Linked DNA regions of Homo sapiens: region 2 is linked to region 1. The links are chromatin loops, found by intact Hi-C in ENCODE. Cell type or tissue: CD4-positive, alpha-beta T cell. All regions are shown on one strand. Links, peaks and the distances in the headings refer to the core of each region. The heading gives the core; the rest is flanking DNA. Region 1 overlaps TERT (telomerase reverse transcriptase). Region 2 holds the start of CLPTM1L (CLPTM1 like).

What was found. Hi-C counts contacts between places; a loop is a spot of excess contacts. Peaks named below come from ENCODE experiments on the same cell type or tissue, not always from the same donor. Only the 100,000 strongest peaks of a DNase experiment are listed, where the experiment ranks them.
Region 2: a loop joins it to region 1, with 7 times the contacts of the local background. A loop is called at or near these places in 5 of 110 quality-filtered maps.

What each region holds. Positions count from the first base shown.
Region 1 is chr5:1,250,538-1,261,013 of GRCh38, forward strand. TERT (telomerase reverse transcriptase) reads right to left here. Exons shown (of 16, transcript NM_198253.3): 12 at 9,937-10,063; 13 at 8,061-8,122; 14 at 4,750-4,874; 15 at 3,831-3,968; 16 at 2,630-3,294. The coding sequence ends at 3,191. Among named protein-coding and RNA genes, the nearest start is that of SLC6A18, 30 kb to the left of the region's middle. RefSeq lists a promoter at 1,791-2,449. In CD4-positive, alpha-beta T cell, for the core only: a CTCF peak has its summit at 4,622 (motif pointing right); a DNase peak (open chromatin) is centred at 4,634; H3K4me3 peaks cover 817 bases.
Region 2 is chr5:1,338,285-1,348,760 of GRCh38, forward strand. CLPTM1L (CLPTM1 like) reads right to left here and starts at 6,815. Exons shown (of 17, transcript NM_030782.5): 1 at 6,396-6,815; 2 at 6,067-6,167; 3 at 3,387-3,576; 4 at 576-721. The coding sequence starts at 6,557. RefSeq lists an enhancer at 2,630-2,774 and a cis regulatory region at 2,702. In CD4-positive, alpha-beta T cell, for the core only: no CTCF peak of the experiment used is centred there; a DNase peak (open chromatin) is centred at 6,867; H3K4me3 peaks cover 2,020 bases; H3K27ac peaks cover 845 bases.

The DNA.
Region 1 (10,476 bases), core at 2,195-7,194:
TGAAACCCACCAAAGTTTGGCAAGCCCCCTGCACAGCATCCTTCCCAGGTGGGCACCTGGCACCAACATCGACGGTTACAGCAGGTGCAGGACCGGCAGGAGCGTGGGGCTGAGGCAGGAAAACAACCACTCCCTTTCAGGGGTCCTGGCTGGTGTCACCCACAGCCTCCACCCTTGCCTGCTTCTCCTCCCTTTCTGCTTTGAACTCACTCGCTCCATACACGCTTGTCTGTGGAAGGAAGCTGCTTGAGATGAAGTTCAGGCCTAAGGAAGTCCAAAGAGCTGGGGTTTTTCTTTCCCTTTAAAACTTTGTTATTTTCATTTTGCTCTGAGATTTGACAGTCTACCTAGCACCTAGCAGGCCTCCTTCTCCTTCTTTCTTCCTTCTTCCTTCTTCTTCTCTTTCCTTCTTCCTTCTTCTTCTCTTCTCCTTCTCCTTCTTTTTTTTTTTTTTTTTTTGAGACAGGGTCTCACTCTGTTGCCCAGGCTGGAGTGCGATGGTACAATCACAGCTCACTGCAGCCATGACCTCCCGGGCTCAAGCGATCCTCCCACTCAGCCTCCCGAGCAGCTGGGACTACAGATGCTGGACCCCACGCCCGGATAACTTTTTGCATTTTTTGTAGAGATGGGGTCTCCCTATGTTACCCATGCTGGTCTCAAACTCCTGGCCTCAGACAATCCTTCTGCCTCGGCTTCCCAAACTACTGGGATGACAGGTGTGGAAGCCACTGGACCTGACCTTACATAGTGGTTTTTAAAAGTGCCAGGCAAGGGCAGTGGCTCACACCTGTAATCCCAGCACTCTGGGAAGCTGAGGCCGGAGGATCACTTGAGCCTGGGGGTTTGCGGCTACAGCGAGCCATGACTGTGCCACTGCACTAACAACCTGGGTGACAGAGTAGACACCATCTCTAATAATAATAATAATAATAAATAAAAACAGACAAATAAAGTAGGTGCTTAGTGAGTTAAGCCATATCAAAGCAAATACCTTTTTTAAGGGTCTAATACTTTAGCAAAAAATATAAGTAATCCTGAGTAAAATTTCAACAAAAAACACCCGGAGAAACAGGAATCTGGAGCTTTGTAGAAGATGGATAGCTGAACAATGGCCTGACCTGTTGGTCTGTGATTCAAACCCAGGTGTGCCTGAGCAGCGGCCTCTGCTCCTGGGAGTCCCCGCCCTGTTCTGTCCAACCTCCCACTGAGGTCGTCCGCCCACGGCGCCCGGGGCCGCTCCCTTCCAGTTTGCAGGGCAAAGGCGCCCCCAGGCCGGCTGCCAAGAGCCCCTCCTTCCTCACAGCTCCTATACGGGGGCTCCAGGCACCAGAGTGCATTTACGACACAGTCTGTGGACTTGGGCCCACCATAAACACATTAGGCTCGGTCACTCAGACATTCTCTGAAGCAGCAGCAATAAATGACGCCATATCCAGTGGCCATAAGCCCCCACCCCGACACCAGGCACGTCCGGGCTGCACTCAAACCAGAAGCCCTGTCCAAGGTGCACTCAGTAGGACCCGGCCATACCATAAGGCCCCACCAGGGACCTGCTGGAAGGCTCTGGAGCCACTCACGCAGGGCCCTCGGTTTCGTGTGGCCCAAGCCAACTTCTGAGGAGGGGCTGTTTCTTCACCCCAAGACTGCGTCCCTCTGAGCCGCCCCTCCTGTTCTCTGCAATCCTTCCAGTTCCTTCTGCCTGAGGAAGGACGTATGTCCAGCTCCACTGCGAGCCTGGCACCCGCCCTGGGAGGTAAGTCTGGATGAGACTAGGAGATAAGAGGATAAGAGATGAGACTGGGAGATGGTAAGAGGATGACAGATGAGACTGGGAGATAAGAGGAAGACAGATGAGACTGGGAGATGATAAGAGGATGAGAGATGAGACTGGGAGATGATAAGAGGATGAGAGAGCATCACCAGCCCCACCCTGAAGCCTCCTGTGTCCACACCCTCCACTGCCCCACCCTACCCACCCTTCAGAGATCAGAATCCTGGTCTACTCTTAAGAGAATGGCCAGAGGCGGAATGTGACTTTCAACCTGAGTTGGGGCGTTCAGGAGGAGGAATCCTGGATTTTATACAGGATGGTGTCATGCCCCTGCCCCCCACCTCCATGAAAGCTGATGGCCCAGAGGATGTGCACCAGGGAAGCACATCCGGATCCACGGCTGCAGGTGGGAGGCAGGGGAGGAGGGGGCCCAGCCAGGCTTCCCCATCTTCCCCGCCACCCAGACCAGCCCCCCCCATCACCCCTGCCACCCCAGCTGGGGCCCCCATCATCCCTGCCACCCTGGCCAGGCCCTCCATCATCCCCGCCGCCCAAGCTGGGCCCCCAGCATCCCTGCTGCCCTTCGGGCCTGGACTTACTGTTATGTCTTCCAGGGTGGGGGCTCCCACTGTCTATCCCCTACCCTCCTTCCCCTCCTGCCTCACAGCATCAGAAACCTCCCAGGCCCAGCCAGGCCATGGGCCCGCACTGACCACAACCCCATTCACTCATAGACTTCCGTAAATGCACAGCCAGGCCATGGGCCCGCACTGACCACCACCCCGTTCACTCACAGGCTTCTGTAATTGCATACAGTGGTGTCTATGCAGTGCACATTAGGATTCAAACATGAGATTTTTTTCAAAACTGAAAAACTCATATATTCAGTATTTTACTCCCACAGCACCTCCCCCCAATTTGACCCACAGGGACCCCCATCCAGGTGCAGGGTCCTCGCCTGTGTACAGGGCACACCTTTGGTCACTCCAAATTCCCAGAGCTCCCAGGGTCCTTCTCAGGGTCTCCACCTGGATGGTGGGGGTGGAAGGCAAAGGAGGGCAGGGCGAGGGGTGAACAATGGCGAATCTGGGGATGGACTATTCCTATGTGGGGAGTGGAAGCCGGGCTCCTGGTGAGGAAAAGCTGGCCCTGGGGTGGAGCCGAGCGCCAGCCTGTGGGGAAGTGAAGACGGCAGGTGTGCTGGACACTCAGCCCTTGGCTGGACACTCGCTCAGGCCTCAGCCGGACACTCAGCCTTCAGCCGGACATGCAGGCCTCGGCCAAACACTCACTCAGGCCTCAGACTCCCAGCGGTGCGGGCCTGGGTGTGGGCCGCCCCTCCCTCCCTGGGACGTAGAGCCCGGCGTGACAGGGCTGCTGGTGTCTGCTCTCGGCCTGGCTGTGGGCGGGTGGCCATCAGTCCAGGATGGTCTTGAAGTCTGAGGGCAGTGCCGGGTTGGCTGCGGCCTCCAGGGCAGTCAGCGTCGTCCCCGGGAGCTTCCGACTCAGCTGCGTCTGGGCTGCGGGGCCAAAATCAGACTCCGTTCCAGAAGAGGCCAGAGGTGGCATCCTCCAACCCTCCTAGGACGTGTGGGTGGCCGGGCAGGCAGGGCCTGCACCTCGTGGCCCTGGCTGGTGGGAACCTCAGTGAAGGGACAGACACCCCTCCACCGGGGCGAGCAGACAGGCAGCCCAGTGACGCTGGAGCGGCGGGGCGGGGAGAGAACTTGCTCAGGACCCCAGGAGCTCAGGGCAGCAGCCAGGGAAGAGGCTGTGAGAGGACACAGGTCAGGGGTCAGAAGGCTCCCAAGCGTGGGGAGCCATCGCCCCTGAGATGGGAAGCAGGGGTTCAAGAAGTTGTGGACCCTGCCAGGCTCCGTGGCCTGGGGACACCAGCGTTTAATCACATAGGGCTGCCAGCGTGGCTCCAGGCCCCCAGGGTCAGGCCCGGGGGCGTCTGCACTTCAGCAGCATCTGAGGCTGCTCGCCCCACACAGGGCGTTCAAGGATGACCCCTGGGCAGGTGGGGCCCGCACTGGCCTCCACCCACACTTGCCTGTCCTGAGTGACCCCAGGAGTGGCACGTAGGTGACACGGTGTCGAGTCAGCTTGAGCAGGAATGCTTGGTGGCACAGCCACTGCACGGCCTCGGAGGGCAGAGGGCCGGCGGCGCCCTTGGCCCCCAGCGACATCCCTGGGGGAAAACAGAGGCTGAGGAGTCACAGGCCCAGCCCAGCTCCCCTCCCAGGAGACACCGGAAAGCTGCCCACACCCGACGGTCTGCGGGGTGGCTCCATCTCTGGCTGTCCCGACCCAAGCACCGCAGGAGTCACGACAGAAATGTTTTCTTCGGCTTCTCCAGGTGAAATTTCCACAACACAGAAAGAACAGAAAGTAGAAGCTGTTAAGCTCAGGACCGCAGGTTCGACATGGCTTGAATTTCAGACGGATCAGAAACCTCCCTGATGCTGGACAAAGTGTCCAGGGGCAGAGGACGGTGACTGGGAAGCAGAGGACGGCGCGGGGCTCTGTCGTGGTGATACGCGGCCTCTGCTCCTGAGAGGGGTGGGGTAGCCTGGGCCTGGCCTCCTCCTAAGCCCTTGGCCTGGGTTTGCACAAGGGCCCTAAGTGCCATGGACGGGAGACAGCCCAATCCCACCACAGGGCAAACAGGAGAGGCCAGGCCCCCCAAATCCCACCATGGGGCAAACAGGAGAGACCAGGCCCCCCAGCGCTTCCCCAGGCAGAGCAAGGTGGGAAGGATGGCAGCTCCCAGACAGCTCCTGTCCCTTCCATCAGGTGCTCTGCTCACCCCACGAGAGGGCGGGCAGACGAGCCTGACAGTGGTTGGGTTAAACCACTTCCTGATGCGAAAAGGGGTAAGAACTTCCTAAGCCCAGATTCACTCAGTCTCCTGACACACTAACACCAGCAGGCAGGCACTGCTGCCACTGAGGCCAGGCACCTGCACATACCTGCGTTCTTGGCTTTCAGGATGGAGTAGCAGAGGGAGGCCGTGTCAGAGATGACGCGCAGGAAAAATGTGGGGTTCTTCCAAACTTGCTGATGAAATGGGAGCTGCAGCACACATGCGTGAAACCTGAGAGGATGGCGGACAGCGTCAGAGGAAAGGCCTCCTAATCAGACGGTGCTCGTGGGTGTGGGCATGGGCCCACCGGTGCCTGTGTGCGTGCATGAATGCACATGCATGGGTTTCCTCATGGGCACAGGTGCACACACACGGATGCATGCATGCATGTCTGTGTGTGTGCTTGTGTGTGCGAGTAGCTGCGTGTCTGTGTGTGCACAGGTACACTGCGTTTCTGTGCACCATCTGTATGAACACGCATGTGGAGGCTGAAGCAGCTCCATCCTGGATGCCAGCCCCCCATGCTGGCTTCTGATTAGCCCCTGTTCCGGGAAGGCCTCTAAGGTTTCCAGTTTATCCATTGTTCCTTGTGTACCAGCAGGTACTTATCATGAATCCTGCCCTTCGTCAGACAACCTTGATGTCATCGTATATCAACGTCCTGCGCATCCCTTCTGAGCCACCCGCCCCTGTGGTGCATAAACCCTGGGTCTGGGGTGATGGTGTGAGGACCCATCATCTCATCTCACTGACACCGAGACACCGACTTGGCTTCTGTGTGTAGGTTAAGTTCCTACTAAATGTTTCTTTCCAAGAAACTGCATTTGTCAGTCTTCTTTGTTGTTGTTGAGATGGGCTCTCACTCTGTCACCCAGGCTGCAGTACAGTGGTGCAATCTCAGCTCACTGCAGCTTCCACCTCCTGGGCTCAAGTGATCCTCCCACTTCAGCCTCCCAAGTATTGGAACTACAGGCGCACACCACCATGCTCAGCTAATTTTTGTTTTTATTTTTCATAGAGATGGGGTTCTACTATGTTGCTCAGGCTGGTCTTAAACTCCTGGGCTCAAGGGATCCTCTCGCCTCGGCCTCCCAAAGTGCTGGGACTACAGGTGTGAGCCACCGCGCCAGCCCTGTCAGCCTCCATCTTTGGCCTCTCAGCTTCCTGGGACTTTGGGGCAGGTGTGCACAGACCTGGCTACCATGAAACAGCACATGTGCACATGTGCTCATATGTGCGTGTGATCAGAGCCCCCGTGTACCTGGTCTGACCCTCTGCCTGAGCCCCCCGTGTACCTCATCTCACCCAGTGCCTGAGCCCCCCATGTACCTGGCCTCACCCACTGCCTGAGCCCCCCGTGTACCTCATCTCACCCACTGCCTGAGCCCCCCATGTACCTGGTCTCACTGACTTCCTGAGCCACTTCTGGAATGACCTGAGATCACACCAGTCAAGCCAGCACCCCGGTTTCAGCCTCTCAGTAACTCTGCTGAGGTGGGATGTCTTTTCCCCATTTAGCAACAACGGAAGCCAGGCCCAGAATGTTTTTAAACAAATAAATAAGCCTAAGGTCCCGGGGTTGCCACACGGCCACGCTCCTGACCCAGGAGGGAAACACCTAGCATGGGTGAGGGGCTCTCTTCCAAAGGGAGAAATAGCCACCTGCTAGAGGTCGGGGCGTCCACCCCAAGCCCGTGTGGAGGCGCGGCCAGCACGGGCCAGGAAGGCCGAGCCCCAGCGGATTTGAATCAGACCCCGCCCCCAGCGCCACGTGGACCACCACAGCCTCGCCCACTGCAGCCTGGCTGCCGTGAAATCGGGGCCCAGCTCTCCGTTCTCCCACTCCTGCCTCGAGGGAAGGGGATTCCTGGGCCTTCCACGTGCCTGACTCTGTGTTTGGAAACGGCCCGTGGCCCATCGCATCTCGGCCTCCTCAGGGCTACCCAATCAAGCGACTACCCAAGGGTCCCCACATGGGTGGGGAAACTCAGCCGCCCTGCCCTGAGCCCAGGCCCTCTACGGGAGCTCCTCGGAGCTAGAGACCCTGGTGGGGAAATGAGGACAAGACTGAGCTGAATATGGGAGGAGCAGGTGGCAGGTCACATGGCCCTGGGAGTTTCCCAGGAGTTTTCACCTGGGAAAACTCCTCTGACCTCATCATGGCCCAAGGAGGCCCCAAGCACGCCAGCTGGACCCTGGGGTCAACCACAGTGTCAGACACCTCCAGTCCTCAGTGGCACCTGTATCCAGCACACCCCAAGGGTTTCCGGAAAGGAGTCAAGCAGCTTGCACGAGGGCCCAGGCACGCGTCAGGGAGATGCAAACGAGGGAAGATTTGAGGCAGAGAGAGAAGGCAGAGAGGAGGGCGGTCTGAGCCGGACGCACCCTGGAACTGAGACAGCCTGGTCCCAAGCCTCTGGAGCTGGTGCAAAGGCGGTAACATGCAGCTGTGGCTCTGCCCTCCCTGCCAGAGCATGAAGGCGCAAGCACTCGGGTTAAAAACCATTTTCATGGTACGACCTTGTAATGGAAAACTCTCCCGTGAGCCCTTGCTGGGTTTCCACGATAGACGACGACCTCATTTCACATCAAGTGTGCACGGTAATTCGCGCAGCCTCGGCCCTGGGTAACACAAATGCTCACACTCCTTCTCAGCCCTCATGGGGCGAGGGCTTCGGCCTCCTGGCATTCAGCTCCCAGTGGCTCGGGAGGCCTGTTGAGGTGGAGGCCCGGGCCTGTGGTGCCCGACTGCCCTTTGGTACAGCCCCGAGGCTTGTGCCACCACCTGCCCTGACTCCAGGCAGAAGCTGGCCCTGTGGCCTCCACAGATTGGCCCTTCCCTCTGTGATAAAGTTGTCGATTCTTGGCAGGGGCACCCCCTGACCAGCCAGGACAGGGAACGTTCCAGGAGCACAGCCATGCCCAGAGCACAGGTGCTGGCCGGGCTGTGTGGGGAGCCACAGCTCTGCTGCACCTTCCCGGGGGTGGGGCCAGCGACCCTCACCTGCACCCACCTCGGCCCTCTTTGCTGAGACCCCAAATCCTCCGGGCATCTGATCTCCCATCTACTGTTCAGACACCTTCCCAGCCTCCTCTGCTAAGACTCCCCATAAACATCTCTTTACCCCATGCCCCTGCTGCCCTGGGATGGCCTCCATGACGTCCCACGGCCAGTGCACAGGCACAGTGGGGACACCTGGGGCCACACCGGCTCCTACCACTACCCAGAGATGGAGAACAGGTGCTTTGCACAGAGCCACGCGAACAGAACTGTGCACAGGCAGCAGCACCACTGAAAACGTAAGACATTCCTTGCCCCTAAAACCCAGGAGTTCCAAGGTGAAGCCCCGGGTCAGAGGTGAGCAGAGCGCGGAGGGTCCCTGGAGGCTGGGCCTGCACCCCTTGGTGGCGGCTCACCTGTACGCCTGCAGCAGGAGGATCTTGTAGATGTTGGTGCACACCGTCTGGAGGCTGTTCACCTAGAGTCGCCAAGAAAGAGTGAGAAACGGTAGAAACCTCTCTGGGATTTTAAGTTTTTACTTTTTGCTTTATCATCCATTCAGATGGAACAAGAAAGAGGAACATTTTGACAAGAAACTATCCCTCTTCCCAGTGAAATCCGGCCTGGCCCTCACCCGGCAGCTGCGAACCACCCTGGGCGAGTCAAGACTCTGTGTCATCTGCCTGCCCCCGAGGCTCGGCCAAGACAGGAAGGAACCAGGAGAGGGAGTGGACGCAAATGCCCACAGAGAGGGGAGGTGGACGCAGATGCCCACAGAGAGGGGGAGTGGACGCGGATGCCCACAGGAGAGAGGGAGTGGAGTGGATGTAAATGCCCACAGGAGAGGGGGAGTGGACACAGACGCCCACAGGAGAGAGGGAATGGAGTGGATGTAAATGCCCACAGGAGAGGGGGAGTGGACACGGACGCCCACAGGAGAGAGGGAGTGGATGCAGATGCCCACAGGAGAGGGAGTGGACGCGGATGCCCACAGGAGAGGGGGAGTGGAGTGGATGCAGATGCACACAGGAGAGGGAGTGGACGTGGATGCCCACAGGAGATGGAGTGGATGCAGATGCCCACAGGAGAGGGAGTGGACGCGGATGCCCACAGGAGAGGGAGTGGACGCAGATGCCCACAGGAGAGGGAGTGGACATGGACGCCCACAGGAGAGAGGGAGCAGACGCAGATGCCCACAGGAGAGGGAGTGGATGCGGACGCCCACAGGAGGGGGGAGTGGACACGGACGCCCACAGGAGAGAGGGAGCGGACGCAGATGCCCACAGGAGAGGGAGTGGACGCGGACGCCCACAGGAGGGGGGAGTGGACACGGACGCCCACAGGAGAGAGGGAGCAGACGCAGATGCCCACAGGAGAGGGAGTGGACGCAGATGCCCACAGGAGAGGGAGTGGACATGGATGCCCACAGGAGAGGGGGAGTGGACACGGATGCCCACAGGAGAGAGGGAGTGGACGCAGATGCCCACAGGAGAGGGGGAGTGGACACGGACGCCCACAGGAGAGACGAGTGGATGCAGATGCCCACAGAAGAGGGAGTGGACGCGGATGCCCACAGGAGAGGGGGAGTGGACACAGACGCCCACAGGAGAGAGGGAGTGGATGCAGATGCCCACAGGAGAGGGAGTGGACGCGGACGCCCACAGGAGGGGGGAGTGGACACGGACAACCACAGGAGAGAGGGAGTGGACACAGATGCCCACAGGAGAGGGAGTGGATGCGGATGCCCACAGGAGAGGGGGTGTGGACGCCCACAGGAGAGGGGGAGTGGACACAGAAGCCCACAGGAGAGGGAGTGGACGCGGATGCCCAGATGGGACAATGCCCTCAGGGCTGCAGCTTCAGAGCCTCAGCCCACCAAGGCCTGGGACCCCGTCTCATCCTGTAAGGAGTGGCACTGGTGCTGAGGACCTAGCGGGGTGAACACGAGGACCCCTCAATACATGTTATGTGCACACATGCTACTCACACTGCACACCCACACGCATGCACCTCACGTGAATGCCCACACGACTGTGCACGAACACACATGCATGTCAGGTGTGCATTCGCATGTGCACACACTTGTGCCCTTGCACACCTGTGCACACACTGCCATGCCTTCATGTACACACATGCACACATGTATGTGCTCACGTGTATATGCGTACATGTGCACTCTTACGTGCAGCCAGTCACCATCAGCCTTGCAGGCACGCGCGCACACACACACACACATACTTGCGCACACACCTCCTGAACTCTGAACTCTGTGCTGACCATCAGCCTGCTCACCTGCAAATCCAGAAACAGGCTGTGACACTTCAGCCGCAAGACCCCAAAGAGTTTGCGACGCATGTTCCTCCCAGCCTTGAAGCCGCGGTTGAAGGTGAGACTGGCTCTGATGGAGGTCCGGGCATAGCTGAGACACAGGGGGGAATGTCAGACACAGGTGCCTGCCCCACACCCAGCCCCCTCCTGCAAAGCTTGCTCCAAAGAGCCTCCTGCCTTCCTCCCGCTTCCTTGTCCTGCCTGGGGCATGCGCTGCAGCCCGAGGGGGCTGGGTGCTCACTCCATGGACTCCAAATGCTACATGCCATCCAGACTCTGCATGACCAAACTCCACCAGGACCTGGCTAGTGATGTTGAGTGTATCCAAACCTCGCACGGCCGTGTTTGTGCACTCATCATCTGCCCTGATGAGATCTGCACATAACTCAGCCAAAAACACATAATAAACTGTGGAGCCCTGGCTCCCGGGCGTCCCTCGAGTGAACACAGGTGTGACTCAGGTTTTTTGTGGGAGAACACTGAGTTGGGCGTGGGGAATCTCAC
Region 2 (10,476 bases), core at 3,129-8,128, 89 kb after region 1:
TGCGCACTGACACGGAGCAATCCCAGGATGCACTGACACGGAGCAATCCCAGGATGTGGCCACTACACTTGGAAGGGCGAGTCACCTGCAGCCACCTGGGAGGCGGAGCTGTGGCGCAGGAGTTGGGGGGGGGATCCCCAACACATGGGAGAGACGAGGTGAGCTCAGGTGGCCAAACACGTGAATTCCAATAATTGTATTTAACTGATGGCAAGTGATACTAAATAATCTAAAGATTAACTTTTAAGTAAATCTAAATAAGCCAAGTTAAAAAATCACAAGGGGAGCAAAGCAACCCGTTCCCATCAGCGCCTTCCGTTTTCTCTCCATGGAAGCCTTCGCCAGCCAGGAGCAAAGGGCAGGATGCTCCAGCTTGAATTCCTTTCTCCCCCCTTCCAGCCCTGTGGTAGCAGCACAACCTCAATGAGGAAGTGGGAAAGAGCTGGGAGGCCCGGGCAGCAAGTGCCTCCCCACAGAGGGGACTCCACGGTGCAGGAGTGACCTGCTGGCGAGTTCTGGCCAGCCAGGGTCCCAGCACCCTCCCCCCGGCGCTCCAGCTCTGGGGCCCCACTTACATCTTCATGTACCGATGCACATCGGCAGGCAGGGAGGACCCGTCAAAGACAAAGTTGTCCGCCATCACGTTCAGCGCCAGCCGCGGTCGCCAGTGGGACACTGGCTCATCCAGGGCACTCGTCGGCTTCTTCTCCGCCTCGATCTGCTGTTAAGTGAGGAAAACAGAGGCCAATGCTGGGACAGAAAACCATGCCCAGGACAGCAGGGTCAGCCCCCTAACCTGCGAACAGAACGGCCACACAGACAGGCAAACTGTGCCCGGGACAGCAGGGTCAGCCCCCTAACCTGTGAAGAGATGGCCACACAGACGGGCAAACTGTGCCCGGGACAGCAGGGTCAGCACCCTAACCTGTGAAGAGAACGGCCACACAGACGGGCAAACTGTGCCCGGGACAGCAGGGTCAGTGCCCTAACCTGTGAACAGATGGCCACACAGACTGGCAAACTGTGCCCGGGACAGCAGGGTCAGCGCCCTAACCTGTGAACAGATGGCCACGCACATGGAAAAACCGCACCCGGACAGCAGGGTCAGCACCCTAACCTGTGAAGAGAACGGCCACACAGACGGGCAAACTGTGCCCGGGACAGCAGGGTCAGCGCCCTAACCTGTGAACAGATGGCCACACAGACGGGCAAACTGTGCCCGGGACAGCAGGGTCAGCGCCCTAACCTGTGAACAGATGGCCACGCACATGGAAAAACCGCGCCCGGACAGCAGGGTCGGCACCCTAACCTGTGAAGAGAACGGCCACACAGACGGGCAAACTGTGCTCGGGACAGCAGGGTCAGCGCCCTAACCTGTGAACAGATGGCCACACAGATGGGCAAACTGTGCCCGGGACAGCAGAGTCAGCGCCCTAACCTGTGAACAGATGGCCACGCACATGGAAAAACCGCGCCCGGACAGCAGGGTCAGCACCCTAACCTGTGAAGAGAACGGCCACACAGACGGGCAAACTGTGCTCGGGACAGCAGGGTCAGCGCCCTAACCTGTGAACAGATGGCCACACAGACGGGCAAACTGTGCCCGGGACAGCAGGGTCAGCGCCCTAACCTGTGAACAGATGGCCACGCACATGGAAAAACCGCGCCCGGACAGCAGGGTCGGCACCCTAACCTGTGAACAGATGGCCACGCACAGGCACAACCGGGGGAGAGCCCAGCAGAGAGGGCACAGCGGCCCCACAGCTGCCAATTCCGCCAGACTCTCGCCAAACAGCCCCCCATCCTTATCTCCACGGAAGCCAGGGGGTGCTGCTTTGCAACATGTGGTCACGGACTTCACCAATTCCTTTTTTGAGGTCCTCAAACTAAGTGGGCCCACTTCTCAGAAGTTGAGAGGGTGAGAGCCCCCTGACCTTGGCAGAAGACTGTGCAAGTCCAGGGCTCACACAGCCCTGTGGCTGTAAGGAGACTGAGAGGGAGTCAGCTTCTAAAACCAAGCATGTGGGGCTGCCTAAAGGAGACATACTGAGGATTACACACGGCTCTTACATGAAGTTAAACAGGACATGGACTGACAGGGAAATCTTAGCTCGGCTCAGATCTGATACATCCTAGGAAGCACTATCGCCTCACCCATTTCCTACCTAAAGATGCAGTTTAGCGATAATTTACATTACAAACGGTTTTCCACACCTCCTCACATTTGCTACCTGCAAGGGAGGCTTCCTGCGCTACATGCTACATGCCCATCACCCCACCCACTTTTCAGGACACTGGAGAGGAGGGATGGGGGCCCCAGATGAGGGGACACGGAGAGGGGCAGGTGAGGGATGTTCCTAAGGAGACAGATGCAAACTGGGGAGAGGCAGGAGCAGGTGTTGGTAGGGCTTTCAAAACCCCATCAACTCCGAGAGACCTCTCTTTCTCTCTGTCTGGAACAATTTCACAGCCTCTTCCTGGAAAGCTGCCATCTTTCTTGTTTTGTAAATTTTTCTGAGGCAGAGTCTCCCTCTGTCGCCCAGGCTGGAATGCAGTGGCATCATCTCACCTCACGGGTTCAAACGATTCTCCTCCCTCAGCCTCCTGAGTAGCTGGGATTACAGGCGCGTGCCACCACATCCAGCTAATTTTTGTATTTTTAGTAGAGACGGGGTTTCACCATGTTGGCCAGGCTAGTCTCGAACTCCTGACTGCAGGTGATCCACCTGCCTCAGCCTCCCAAAGTGCTGGGATTACAGGCATGAGCCACTGCGCCCGGCCTTGTTTTGTAAATTATCTCACCTTCCACTCAACACAAAGGTGGGTGTCAGAATTCCCTTGCTTTATCCTTGGCCTGTATTCATGATCACTTAAGTGACTTCCAGTTTTTATTTGCGCATACACCTTTCTACAGATGTACAAACTACAACTTGTACCTCTACCTTTTCCATGATCTCCAATTACATTCTTAGAATAAACATCTAGGAATAGCCCAGTCCTACACAGAATGCAGAATGAGCCCAGCTCTCATCCCCAGAGCTCCTGGTGAGAAGCTGCAGGCCAGCTCTGCAGGACCAGCGCTCCATCCCACCAGGTGCAGTAGGTGCCCCCAGAGACTGAGAGGGCCCATTCCCCGAGGGACTCTGCATCGAGAATGCCAGCGATCACTTCAACTGTCCCTAATTTTAGATAAAACTTGTCTGCAAACTCATGGATATGATTCAGCTGAAAGTCAGAAATGCACGCCAGTAACATTCCAATGGCTTTTGGCTTTACTCCCAACAAAGTCACTGGAGCCCTAGACATCGCCCACCTGTGTGGAGAAAGACATGTCCGTTCTGACGGAGAGGCACAGCCTGTTATCAGTAACCCATGAAGACCCTCACCTGTGTATCAGACTCCCCGGTGAGCAGGTTGATTTCTTCTGGCTTGGGGACCATGTAGGTGGTCAGAGGACTGACCAGGTGCACCTGCTTCCCGTCGTGCCACGGCAGGACCCCAGCGTGATGGAGGAAGATGTAGGCATACAGCGTCCCATTGTTTCTCGTTTTCTTTGGTACAGAAACATTAACTGTCCTGAAACAGAACAATCATTTCCACTACATACATATTATATTCTGGGTCTCTAGAACCTATTCAAATACCTTTATAAAGCTGCTTCAATAAACTAATTTTAGCTCAGAAGTACTAAAAATGAAACCCACCTGCCCAGGGCTTTACGAGTCGTGTGTGTGTGTGTGTGTGTGTGTGTGTGTGCACGCGCACGCGTGCGCGTCCTGAGAACTCGGCACAGGTGTGGGCGCCTACAGCCGAAAGCAAAACGGCCCGCACTTCCTGCCTCCATCTCAGGAGGCTGAGAGGTCAATAACCCACCTGAGGCCACAAGGCTGAAGCAGCCAGATGGAAAGCAGCTTCTGGGCCTGGCCAGGGTACCAGCTGACCACACACACTGAATCACCCAACTCCGAAGCGACAGAAGGGAAGGGCAGCAGCCACGAGGGCTCCAGGTGCCTCGGCCCACACTACTGGAACCTCAGAAATTTAATGTGGGTAGTTTTTTTGGGTGTTGTAGTTTTAAGGATAAAAAGATGATCAGCCACAAAGGACTGACTTTCAAGGCTGTCAGTCCTGACTGTGTGGCATCCAGCACGAGCTGAGGAAAGGCCCGGCGAGCTGCTACAACTGTAGGCCTCGGACCAGGTGCCTGGCTCTTCACCCGCACACCAGGGCCCGACGTCCATACTACAGCCCCATGGAAAAACCTCGCATTCCACCTGTTTACGGTTACATGAGTTCTTCTTCCTCTTTAAAAGTCTCTTTTTTGAGACAAGGTCTCGCTGTCACCAGGCTGAAAGTGTAGGGGTGCAATCACAGCTCACTGCATCCTCAACCTCCTGAGCTCAAGTGACCTCCCGCCTCAGTCTCCCGAGTAGCTGGGACTACAGGTGGGCGTGCCACCATGCCTGGCTAACTTTGAAAACTGTTGTAGAGATGGGGTTTTGTCACATTGCCTAGGCTGGTCTTGAACTGCTGGGCTCAAGTGATCCTCCCGCCTTGGCCTCCCAAACTGCTGGGATTATAGGCATGAGTCACTGTGCCCGGCCTCTCCTTAAAAATCTTACGGTTGGCCGGGTGCGGCGGCTCACGCCTGTAATCCCAGCACCTTGGGAGGCCGAGCCGGGCAGATCACGAGGTCAGGAGTTTCAGACCAGCCCAGCCAACATGGTGAAACCCTGTCTCTACTAAAAATAAAAAAATTAGCCAGGCGTGGTGGCGGGTGCCTGTAGTCTCAGCTACTTTGGAGGCTAAGGCAGGAGAATCCCTTGAACCCGGGAACCGGAGGTTGCAGTGAGCAGAGATCACGCCACTGCACTCCAGCCTGGCAACAGAGCAAGACTCTATCTCAAAAAAAAAAAAAAATCTTACGGCCAAAGTTGTAATGAAAAACACAAAGGCATCTATGGCTCCTCACTACCCAGGAAAGAGTATGTCTCCACCAGGACATCTTAAGTGTCTCTCTTCAGGCAGAGGGTGCAGGGCTGTGTATTTCTGGTGGAATGTGCACTTGGAGACACTTGAGGCGGAGCTGTGTTAAGAGTGCTCATTCTCCCCACTTCCTCCAGGCTGACACTGTGCCAGGTCAAATGGAAAACCTCACTAGCTGTCCTTGGTAACTGGTACACGGCCCGGCACGGAAGAGGCAGTATTCATGTCTGGGAAATTAAACCCAGTGCAGATGAATCCTGAGCATTTTTGAAAGGTGTGGGCAGCTACAACCGAGCGGGCAGCTTGGTCACCAGCACTTCTGGCCTCCCCTTCATGGAGGCAGAGAGAGGGCAGGAACTGGCTTGAGGTCACAGGCCTAAAGAGGCCAGGCAGAAACCGGCTTGCCAGCGCCTCCAGCTACCCCCAGGGACTGGCTGCCTAGAGGGCGTGGAGTCCAGCATGAGTCTCAAACTTTCATTATTCTCTCCTCAGATACCTCCCAGGCAATGAAGGGAAATGGTTGACTTGTGAGAAGCAAATCATATTTAAAAGTATACTTATTCAATTAAAAAAAATTAGGCCATGTCAGATGTAATTTTTAAGATACTCTACATATTTGGACATTGATCTATTCTAACGTCACATGTCACTTATTTATGATTTTCTACAAAATTGCTTCCTCTATCCTCATCTCTTTTCCCTCACAAGTAACTTAAGCGAACTACTTCCACCAGGAAAAGACAAGTTGGTCCCCGGTAGTGAAACTGCAGAGTTGTCTGCTCTCCACTGGTTCACCAAGCGTGGCCCCTGCTCCTTCGGAGCCTCCCCGTCCAGGACATCCCACTGCCATCACACTCTGCTGAGAACTACTTCTTAAACGACATTCATCACCTGTCACCTTCCAGGCTGAATGTTTACAGGCCACGCATAGGCCTCCAGTTAGGATATTCTACCACTTCAAGACATTCGGTAAGACTAGTTCTCTAAAATAAACATGTTATGTACAGAAAGCTAACTTTTAAACAATCTGAACATGAGTAATGTTTTCCCTTTCACTGGCATTTTGTCCTACGCCCATACCTTTCAAATTTGGACTCCACATCAAAGTCTTCCACATTCAAGACCAGGTCGATGTTGTTCTCAGCACCCAGGTGGGACCTCGTCGTGGTGTACACGCTCAGCTGGAAAGGAGGGGGCGTCGAGAGTCAGCTCGGCCAGGCCCTGGCAGGACGCACTCAAATCCCACGGCCAGCTGGAGGGCGGAAGACCTGGCCGCTGGGGAACCAGGAAAGGTTCCATCTCGACTCGCGCGGCCACAGCTCCGAACTGGGACGGGAAGGCGACGTCTGGGGCCTGGAGGAGAGGCCCCCACCCCAACCCGCCCGGCCCCCGGCCCCGCGGACGCTCACCTGCAGCTTGGGCCGCCGCGCCAGGTAGGGCTGGATGCAGTTGGCGTCGCCGGAGCACGGGCGGGTGTAGACGATGCCGTACATGACCCAGCAGGTGTGCACCACGTAGACCACGAACACGCCCACCACCAAGCTGGTGAAGGAGCTGCGGCCGCTCCACATGGCGGCCCCGCGCCCGGCGCCCCCGGCCCGCCCGCCTCTCAGCCGCGAGCCCCGCCCGCCCGGCGCCCAGCCCGCCGCTCCGGGCTCCGCCGCTCACTGGAGAGCCGCCGCGCGCCACCGCCACCGCCGCGGGGGAACGAATGCGCCGCGCGCCGCAGACCGCCGGCCGCCCCGCATGCTCCGGCCCCGCTCCCACCTGGCGCCGCGGGATTCGCCGGCCCCGCGCGCCGCTTCCGGGCCCCGCCGCCTGCCGGAAGTGGACGCGCCGCGCGGCTCCCTGGGAAACGGAGTCTCGGCCGCTGCCGCGCACGCGCATCCAGGATGCGGCGCGTGTGTGACGTTACCCGCCCGCGCCGCCCTCCTGGGGTGCCTCTCAGGGACCCAGGCGCTCAGCTGCTGGGGCCGCGGAGGGCGTTCGCGGGGCGCCGGGGAAGGCTAGGGCCGCGGGGTCCCCGGGGCGCCGTCCCCAACCGCCGACGCCTGCCAGACCACCAAGTGGGGGCCATGTCGACGTGTGAGGAGCCTGGTGGAAGGTGATACTGGAATTCCGGCACTGGGCCTGCAACCCTTTTAGTCCACAGTTGTCAGAATCTAAAGGGAAGAAAAACGAAGTGCTCAGAACCCTCACAGAAGCCGGGCACCTCATCCCGTGTGTGGGTTTTTTCCCCAGTACAAACCCATTGTGGGGACAGGCGCTTTTGAAGAAAAAATTCAGATTCCCGGGCTGAAGTGGCTCCTCACAGCCTTGAACCTGACCCCCAGCTTCCCGCTAAAGCCGAGCGTGCCCAGCACGGCGAGGTCAGCAGAGGCCCCTCGGAGGGCGGCCGGGGGAGGTCAGTGGGAGGCCCTCGGGCAGCCGGTGGATGGGCCGGCGACCTCCCCGACTCCATCAGAAGCGCTCAGTCTGTGCCCTTCAGTTACTGGAGCAGCTCCCGTCCTTTGGCCAGTTCTCTGGAAGGTCGTTTCCGTTTCTGTGTCTGCCACACGTGCAGCACAATCGAAAAACCTTGTTCGACATTTCTAGAAAGAGTAGATGCTACTGAAGACCCAATAGATTGCTGAGGGTTTTCAGAGCAGGGACAATTGCATCAGGGTGCTGGGCTCCGGGAAGAACTCAGAGGACTTGGCTGACGGGCGGATGGGACAGTGATTGGTGCCGAGAATGGGCCAGAGAAGCAGGTCTGCCTGGAGCAGGCACCCGAGGCCGCGTGCAGGGGCGGTCCTGGGCCACCAACCCCTGGAAGCTGGGCCAGGAGCTTCGGAGCCATCCGAGGCTTTTTTCGCTCCTCTCACTCTCATGCACCTAGTTACCCTCCCCACAGAGTCTTCTCACGGCGCGGTTTTCGGCTACCATTGCAGTGGTGTCTGACTACACCCAGTGCCTCTATCGTTCCCCCCTCAGTCTGTTCTCGCTTCTTGGCAAACCTGTCCTTGGAAAGCCCTCTGCTGACTCCTGTTACCCTGATCAAATGCATCCTCCTCAGGAGGCTCGTGAGCCCTTTGCAGGGTGGCCCAAGAGGCATCACGCCCTGCTCTCCAGCCACTCTTGGGGTCCCCTACAGGGCCAGGCGTCCCACACCAGCAGCGGGTGCTGGTCCTGCCACAGTCTGTGCGACACGTGAATGAAGGCTGTAGACCTGTGGTCTGCGGGAGGCAAATTCCAACTCCAGCTGTCAAACATAAGGGGACTGGTAGGCTCTCCAGGGTGGATTGTCTCACGGCATCCAGAGGCAGGGACCGAGGCAGGGACCTAGCCAGGCCTCGGGAAGGAGCTGCAAACCCAGGAGCTCTGGGGTGTGGCTTCATCTCCCTCCCTCCCTACCACCCTACCCCCATCTCTCCGTGTTCTTCAGATGCCTCATTTTCCTGTCAGGCACCTGGCCAGCTCTAGGAGCTGGAATCAGGTTGGTGCCTCCTTGGTCAGTGTCCACCCCTAGTGTCATCCACAGTGACCAACGGAAGGGGTGGCCGGTGGTACAGGACATTGGCCATCTTGGGAAAGATCACAGAGACAGGAAGGGCCTCTCCAGCTGAGCAGATGAGAGGTTCTTCAGTGGTCTGGACACATTTGCCCACTCATGGCCGTCCCCCTGCCCTGTTGAGAGAACCGATGAGGAAAGGGAGCCCTGCATCTGTCGCCTTCCGACTCCGACCGCCTGAGGCTGGGCTGCCGGCAAGCCGCGGCAGCATATGACAGCACTTGAAAGAAAGTCCCTGGAAAGAATGTGGATCATTGCAGAACTCCCTCAAGAAAGCGCCAGAGGAGGACCCCATTCAGCACCCCGCAGAACTCCTCAAACTCCTGCGTCCACACTCCCCCAGCGTGGTGGCTGCTTCTATCTCCCCAGGCTTAGCTGGCCTGGGTCTTGAAGGCCTCTCCTCCTGCTGTCCCCACGCAGCATCCTCTCTGCCACTGCACAGCTGGATGCAGTGAAGGCCAGGCGGCTGTGGCTGCTTGGGCAACAGGAGCTGCTTGACCCTGTTCTGCTGGCCTTGTTGGCCTCACTCCCGTAGAGAGCCAAGGTTACCCACGTCTCTGAAGCTAAGGCTTTCTTTCTAGGCCTGGGGGAGTCACATCTTGCATTCGTACTCACTGAGCTCCACGTCTATGGTTAGAGAATTTATCAACATTTTATAATGCTTTTATCAATTCCATCATTTGAGGGCCCTCTGGCAAGGAACCTGTTAGTACATGGAGTGCCTGGAATGTTCCAGAAAGCTAACATGAACAGCTGGCCCTTGCTGTCCTTATACATTGAGGACTCCAAAGGCCACTCAGGATGACAGGAAATGCAGGCTCCAAAAGATTCGGTTCCTTTGTGAGGCCCTCGGGCAGTGGTCAGACACGAAGGAAATAGGAAATCACCCCCAAACCACACCTCTCCCTATGAGGCCACAGCTGCCGATGCAGCCTTGGGAGGGGGATGGAGGGAGAGAGGAGGGCATCTGAATGTGGACACACCCTGCTGTGAGGGCTGTGGGCGGTCCTGAGACTGGAGCCAGCCCCCAGGCTCAGCTCAGCTCGGGGACCTCGTGCCCGGGCTTTCCTGGGGAGGAAGGTGTTGGATCTCCTGCCTCTCTGTATTCATTCACACTTTGGGTTTCTCTCTCTTCCGCGCATTCTAACATCTGCAGGATTTTTTTTTTTTTTTTTTTTTTTTTGAGACAGAGTCTCGCTCTGTTGCCCAGGCTGGAGTGGAGTGGTGCGATCTCAGCTCGCTGCAAGCTCCGCCTCCTGGGTTCACGCCATTCTCGTGCCTCAGCCTCCAGAGTAACTGGGACCACAGGCGCCCGCCACGACGCCCAGCTAATTTTTTGTATTTTTAGTAGAGACGGGGTTTCACCGTGTTAGCCAGGATGGTCTCGATCTCCTGACCTTGTGATCCGCCCGCCTCGGCCTCCCAAAGTGCTGGGATTACAGGCGTGAGCCACCGGGCCTGGCACATCTGCAGGATTTATGGATGAAGGGCCACAAACCCACATTTGGTCTCATTCAACAGATGTTGTGTCGGCAGGGCGAGGTGGGACTCTGTCTCTGCCCACGCTACCTGCCCCTGGGGTTGTAGTTCTAGGAAAGCAAGTCTCAGACTGAGTTTTGATCTGGATTAAATTCTGTCCCAGGTGCAGATATTTATAGGAAAGCAGGGACAAGAGCCCTCAGGCAAAGCTGGGTATCCTGCGATGGGTGCCTCTGGGAGTTCGCAGATAACAAGGCCTTTTCCTGGAGGCAAAGCAGAAGCGTTCTGTGGCAGACCAGTCAGCTTTCTAGCAGGTCAGGGGCAGGGACATCTAGGCCCAAGGTGTCACACCGTGCCTGGCTGCTGGCTCTCCTCTTGCAAGGACACAGCTCTTACAGGACTTCCTAGCCCACCCAAGAACATCTTTCCATCATCGAAAAGTTATTGATAAGATTTTTCCA